Regions from separate parts of the Homo sapiens genome. Here region 1 is linked to region 2. A link is a contact called in ENCODE Hi-C or POLR2A ChIA-PET data. All regions are on one chromosome and are shown on one strand. The core of a region is the stretch at or near the end of the contact, and the rest is flanking DNA. Distances in the headings are between cores, read along the strand shown. Region 1 overlaps TWSG1 (twisted gastrulation BMP signaling modulator 1). Region 2 holds the start of GACAT2 (gastric cancer associated transcript 2).

The links. A loop is a pair of places that touch in the nucleus more often than their neighbours do. ChIA-PET counts read pairs that join two places held with the same protein, here RNA polymerase II (POLR2A). Pooled maps may share reads with other maps.
Region 1: a map of endothelial cell of umbilical vein shows a loop between it and region 2 (4-fold over the local background). The contact joins the enhancer-like site here to the promoter of GACAT2 in region 2. A Hi-C loop is called at or near these places in 1 of 168 maps with a recorded cell type or tissue (endothelial cell of umbilical vein) and 2 of 50 pooled maps. POLR2A ChIA-PET finds 5 or more read pairs at or near these places in 1 of 52 experiments (GM12878).

Annotation. Positions count from the first base shown.
Region 1 is chr18:9,398,498-9,401,831 of GRCh38, forward strand. TWSG1 (twisted gastrulation BMP signaling modulator 1) reads left to right here. Exons shown (of 5, transcript NM_020648.6): 5 at 849-3,334. The coding sequence ends at 1,030. Among named protein-coding and RNA genes, the nearest start is that of TWSG1, 65 kb to the left of the region's middle. Within about 2 kb of position 1,962, at least 2 of the 41 ENCODE cell types and tissues checked have a DNase peak (open chromatin) inside an H3K27ac peak, as active enhancers do; they include endothelial cell of umbilical vein, where a contact is called at or near this core.
Region 2 is chr18:8,705,610-8,708,891 of GRCh38, forward strand. It overlaps GACAT2 (gastric cancer associated transcript 2), which reads right to left and starts at 2,012. Exons shown (of 2, transcript NR_120598.1): 1 at 1,461-2,012. MTCL1 (microtubule crosslinking factor 1) reads left to right here. Exons shown (of 15, transcript NM_001395333.1): 1 at 1-1,104. The coding sequence starts at 52. RefSeq lists a silencer at 112-171 and an enhancer at 3,023-3,282.

The sequences.
Region 1 (3,334 bases), core at 712-3,211, 690 kb after region 2:
CCCAGGCTGGAGTGCAATGGCGCAATCTCGGCTCACTGCAACCTCTGCCTCCCAGGTTCAAGTGATTCTCCTGCCTCAGCCTCCCGAGTAGCTGGGGTTACAGGTACCCACCACCATGCCCGGTTAATTTTTTTAATTTTTAGTAGAGACAGGGTTTCGCCATGTTAGCCAGGCTGGTTGCAAACTCCTGGCCTCAGGTGATCCACCTGCCTCGGCCTCCCAAAGTGTTGGGATTACAGGCTTGAGCTACCATGCCTGGCCTGCATTTGCAGTTCTGTTTGTTGTCTGTTTTTAACTTATGGATCTATCATTTTCTACTTAGTTCTGTGGATTCTCTGATTCCTCTACTAAAAATATAAAAATTAGCCAGCTGTGGTGGTGCATGCTTGTAATCCCAGCTACTCGGGAGACTGAGGCAGAGAATCACTTGAACCTGGGAGGCGGAGGCTGCAGTGAGCCAAGATCACACCACTGCACTCCAGCCTGGGTGGCAGAGTGAGACTCCATCTCAAAAAAAAAAAGGAAATGCCCAGTTTAAAAGCACAGCTGTATAACATAGCAAATGTTTTTAAGCCCAATAATCCAACTTTTCGATCAAAGCCTGAAATCTAATAAAAGAAGCTAAGGAAGCCCTTTGCCTTCTTCAGATGGAGTGGGAGAATCTGACTTCCTTCTCAACATAATTAATAAATGAAGATCTTTTTTCCTGTACCTCATCTTTGTCATGTACAGACCAGTAATAAGAGAACCAAGATAAATAACTGTTAATATTCAACTAGGTAATAAAGCATTTTATTTTTTTGTTTTTCTTCTTTCTTGCCCTGAAATCTTAAATTTTTGTTTTTCAGAACACATGTGTACTGTGGTTTATTTTGATGACTGCATGTCCATACATCAGTGTAAAATATCCTGTGAGTCCATGGGAGCATCCAAATATCGCTGGTTTCATAATGCCTGCTGCGAGTGCATTGGTCCAGAATGTATTGACTATGGTAGTAAAACTGTCAAATGTATGAACTGCATGTTTTAAAGAAGACAAATGCAAACCAAAGCAACTTAGTAAAATAATAGGTATAAAAAGTTATTCTGTAAGTCTGTTGGTTGTATCTTGTATCAGAATCCCAGTAAGTTAAGTTGTAAAGACTTTGGAATAAGTTTCTTTTAAAAATATGACATAGCCAGTGATGTGTTTAATTATATAACTGTTCTTACTGATTTTATTGCCCCCTAGCAATAAGCCCTTTCCTTTGAATACATGTACAACTTTGGTCATATGAGAAGCAGGTGCGCAGAGAATTCCTTGAAAGATCTGAGGTTTTTAACATGAAGTCTGACGTGGTTTTCCTCTAGCATTCCAAAAGGTTTTTGCTTTGAAAGTGTTAGCAGAAGCATGTTGATGTGAATTATGATTTCTTCATGTGCTACTGTTAGCACACTGAGTTTTTATAGTTGCACATCATTCCTCATTGTGCCTTGTTTTATCCATTTTATAAATAGAGTAGATATTTGATATACCACTCTGATAACTCATATAAAAATATCATCATAAAAAGCTTAATTTCATCCCTTTTATGTTGGTTTTAAAAGGTAAATGCTTACCATATTTTATAATTGAGAACTCTTACATAGTAGAATCCATTCTATAATACATGTGTTGACAAAGCTTTAGAGAAAGTTTCCTATTCTCTTCCATTTCCCCTGCCCAAAGTGCTGACATAGGCAGTGATGAAGAATCTTTACCAAGATTTTCAGGGTGTACCTATGAAATTGCTTTAAATGCACTGCTGGTGTAAATAATTAGCAAGCAAAGCGTTTCTGTGACTTCAGGTACCAGCTTAAAGAGCACTAGGGATGGGGAACGAATGCCAAATCAGACTCCACCTAGAGCACCAGGAAACAGCTTGTACCCTGGTAGGGAAATGGTGTTGCTGAAAGGGGAGGCTGAGCCAGTGCGAGACTGAACTTGTGCAGCCTTAGCCAAGACAAAGCAGTGTTTTTCAGCAGACGGCTGATGGGACAGGAATTGAAGAAGAGAATTGACTCGTATGAACAGGACAGGGTGAAAATGCTGGGAATTATTATGGGAAACAAAACTATCTATGTTCATATTTTGTAATATTTCATTTGTTAAGTTTATATCTGGATATAATGTTCTTTTTAAACAAGTATAATCATATCGTCGGAGGTTAAGATTATGAAATTTTAGAATCTCTATTCAAGATGATGTTCACTCCAAATACACTACAGAATTTAGTCAACATTTTATATAATGTTTCAATAAATGTTTCTTTCAATAAAGATACTATGTGCCCTTCATAGTAATAAAATCTCAATCTTAAAGCATGAATCTAAAACATAAATATTTATATTACAGACTCAATTTTACAAAATTACTAATTGCTCTAGTGCATATTTGAACTACAAGCAACTTTTTAGGAATACCTCTTTATACGTCTACATATTTTAGTATATAAAAATAGATAATGCTCTTGGACACATTTTGTATTATTCATGATCTGAATAGTAGTTAGTTAAAAGATCATTTGTAATATTATGATCAACTGTTATAAATTAAGGTCTTAATACCTTTTCTGCTCTTTCAAATAACTCTAATGAATATTCAAGATATTTTAGCCTTTTAAAAAGTTGAGATTTAGCTCATGGATATATTTTTTGGTAGGGAAACATTAGGGTCTCCTTTTCTTCCTTTTACCTAGAATGCCTCATTTAAAAGTGCCTTGAAAACATTTAGCTCCCCTTCTTCATGAGCATCTGTAGAGCTGAAAGTATTCTGGAACTTTAGACAGAAAGCTGAAAGGAATCTGCAGTCTCCTGCTGCAGTTCAACTCTGCTGTTTTTCAGTCATTTCCTACTGTGAGTGGAGTGATGTTTGTGTGTGTGTTGGCAACATGCCTAATGTTTTCTTAATGATGACAACAAATATTTTAAAACTGCATTTATCATTTTTTAGGTCTTCATTAAATTTTAAAATGTAATATCTGTTTCCCACCCCCTACATTAGGAGGATAATTTCTTAAACCACATTGTTTTAATTGATTTTTCTTATCTTGATTTCTTTCATTAGAAACTATCCCTAAATGTAAAGATCTTTTGCCTTCAAATTTGGCTTATTTTTTCTGATTTATGAGGGTTTGAAAGAAAGAATTCACCTAAAAGATTCCATTTCCAGTTTTATAATGTATTTCAGGTTCTGAATAACAATATTTTTCCAAATTGAAAGTAAATATTCCAGAAGTTGATAGCCTGGTTAAAAGTTAGATCCTCTATTACCATTCTAAGCACATTCACTTCTATATTGAAGTTTTGGTAAAAA
Region 2 (3,282 bases), core at 762-3,261:
CGTCGTCGTCCGGAGCATCTGCTGCCTGAGCTGCTGCCGGCGGACCCGGCCATGGAGACACTGAACGGCCCCGCGGGCGGAGGTGCCCCGGACGCGAAGCTGCAGCCGCCCGGCCAGCACCACCGCCACCACCACCTCCACCCGGTGGCCGAAAGGCGGCGGCTGCACCGTGCGCCCTCGCCCGCCAGACCCTTCCTCAAGGACCTGCACGCCCGGCCCGCCGCGCCCGGCCCGGCCGTCCCCTCCTCGGGCCGAGCCCCGGCTCCCGCCGCCCCGCGCTCGCCCAACCTCGCGGGCAAAGCGCCGCCCTCGCCGGGGTCCCTGGCCGCGCCCGGCCGCCTCTCTCGGCGCAGTGGCGGCGTCCCGGGCGCGAAGGACAAGCCCCCGCCGGGCGCCGGGGCCAGAGCGGCGGGCGGTGCCAAGGCTGCCCTGGGAAGCAGGAGGGCGGCGCGCGTGGCGCCCGCGGAGCCGCTGTCCCGGGCTGGGAAGCCTCCCGGAGCCGAGCCGCCGTCTGCCGCTGCCAAGGGCCGCAAAGCCAAGCGCGGCTCCCGGGCGCCACCCGCCCGCACCGTCGGCCCCCCGACCCCGGCCGCCCGGATCCCTGCCGTGACCCTCGCGGTGACCTCGGTGGCCGGGTCCCCGGCCCGCTGCTCGCGCATCAGCCACACGGACAGCAGCTCCGACCTCTCTGACTGCCCCTCCGAACCCCTGTCCGACGAGCAGCGCCTGCTCCCTGCCGCCAGCAGCGACGCCGAATCCGGCACGGGCTCCAGCGACCGTGAACCCCCACGAGGAGCGCCGACGCCGAGCCCCGCAGCCCGAGGAGCGCCGCCGGGCAGCCCCGAGCCCCCAGCGCTCCTCGCCGCGCCCCTCGCCGCGGGCGCCTGTCCCGGGGGCCGGAGCATCCCGAGCGGGGTTTCGGGGGGTTTCGCGGGGCCCGGCGTGGCGGAGGATGTCCGGGGGCGCTCGCCACCGGAGCGACCAGTCCCCGGGACCCCCAAGGAGCCCAGCCTGGGCGAGCAGTCTCGGCTCGTGCCAGCGGCGGAGGAAGAAGAGCTGCTGCGGGAGATGGAGGAGCTGCGCTCGGAGAACGACTATCTCAAGGTGAGCCGCGCCTCGGCCGCAGGTGTCCCGGGGCGCCCCCGGAGGGCCTGGCTGCGGCGGGGACCCGCCAACCCCTCCTTCCCGGGCCTGTCCAGCGCCTTCTCCCTCCTGCTCTCCACGGTCCTACCCCCGCATTGTCAGGCATTGGCAACTTAAGCCCAAACTTCTGGAAGGAGAAGCAAGACCTGTGGGACCCCGCCAGTTCGCAACCCACTTCTCTTTTCTCGCGTCTAGAACTCTTGCGTCTCTTCGCTGATACTTTTACTTTTGTTGACCTGTTGGGGCAGAGGAGGCTGTAATCGTTTTGGGGACATCAGCGGACGCCCCCATCCCCGCTCAGAACGTGCCAGCCTCACCTGTAGGAACAGGTGATCCTTCGCCAGGGAGCTCTAGCCGGGCCACGTGCGGGCGTGGCGGTTCAGGATAATGCCACTGGAGGGCCCCCGGCTACGGACCCGCTTGCCCCTTCTCCTGCAATTACGGAAAGAGCTGGGGGCTCTCAGGGTCTCCTGGGCTCCGACATCCCGGGTAGAGGGGGCCGCGCCGTTTTCGGTGAGCAAGCTGAAGCTCAGTAGAGGTCCTTGGAGTGTGGCCCGGGTTGAGGAGCAACGGTGTTGCGCGGGCCAGTCCTTTGTAAGCATCCAGGAGCCGGCTTTCTGTGTCAGGAGAGGCCACGCCAGCACTTTCTAAGGAATCGCGGCGCCTGCTGCACTCTCTGAGTATTTTCCGGCAGGGCCTGCGGGCAGTGGCGTCTTAGTCGCCTTAGCACTGGGTGCTTAATCCGGCTCCATCTTTTCTCCACGGAGGGGGCCTGGTGCTGCAGACGGGGTTCCCGGGGTCAGGACGATCCAGGTGACTTGAGAGAAAATAAGGGGAGTTGTATTGACACCAACTGTTTTATTTATTGTGATCTTCAGGTTAGTAAACAACTCCAGTGGCATCAATCTGTGTATCTGTTAAGTCTTAATGAGCAGCCAACCAAACCCAGGGGTGTGGCCCTGCTTCTTCAGTGGGTTATGTGATTTGAGCTGTTTTCTCAGCAAATGATGAGCTAACCAATACGGGCCCAGTTTTTGGCTAGTGAGATTGAGGATTGGGCTTTAAGGTGCATGGTGGTGAAGTCTGCAGTTCACACGGAAATCAGAGCACATTAACTGCTGGGTGATCTCAAGCCTAAATTTCTTATGGAGCTGCTCCAACCAACTGAGCCTTGTGGTTATTTTACTTTGTGCAAGAAGTAACAGTGAGGCAGAGAAAGAGAGGTGATAAAAGAAAGATTGGGACTTAAAGCAAGATATTTCAGATAGTATGTTTGTTTTTGTCACTTACTCTTAGGTAATAGACAACGGAGTGAAGTTCAAAGGCAACTATGTTGTGGGTGACTCCATCATGAAAGCAGCTCTTTTGTAAATCTTCAACAAATGTAAGCTCCCTGAGGGTGACCAAGATAATCTTGTTGTTTTTGTATCCCTGGCTCTTAGCATAACCCCTGACTTACTTTCTGATTGAATGATGTTTATCCAAATGACTGCTGTGCAAGGGAAAACTGTATTTCTTTAAAGAAGTTTCTCATTGCATCTTTGATCTTAAGGTAGGCTATCCATCATTTTGAAGTTCATTCTTGGTGCAACTGGTTATTTCCTTTATTTTTTCCCAATGAATGAAATGTGTCTGAGCCTGGAGTCTGATACAGTGTATTTGCTATTTCACTGGATCTTCCCAACAACATAGGGTGGTGGTGGTGGTATCATGATCATAACTAGTATTTCACAGACGGAGATGCTGAGAACCTAAAACAGAAATGACTTGGCCAAGGTCATAGAGTGAGTAAGAGGTGGCACCTGCGTTTCCCCAGAGCCTCTGCCCATTTTACTGCACCGGGATGCAGCCCTATTTCCAGCGAGGCTGCTTTCCTCCGAGCACACTGCTTCTGAGTTGTTTTCGTAGCTCAAAATGTTCCTTGTGGTGAGCTTTTCTAGGGGCCCTCTGTTTTCTTTTCAGGTGAGAGGGCCGTCATGCCCGTCTCTCCACTAGCCTGTGTACGAATGGTCACATAAATCCCACTGCCAGTGTTTCAGTTGTGGGGACTGTTCAGTTGCCATTTACTGTGGAGAAGGTGTCACTTGCATCCGTTTACTCTGCCTGAGGCCACCTCCCCACTGTTCCTCCGACAGCAGG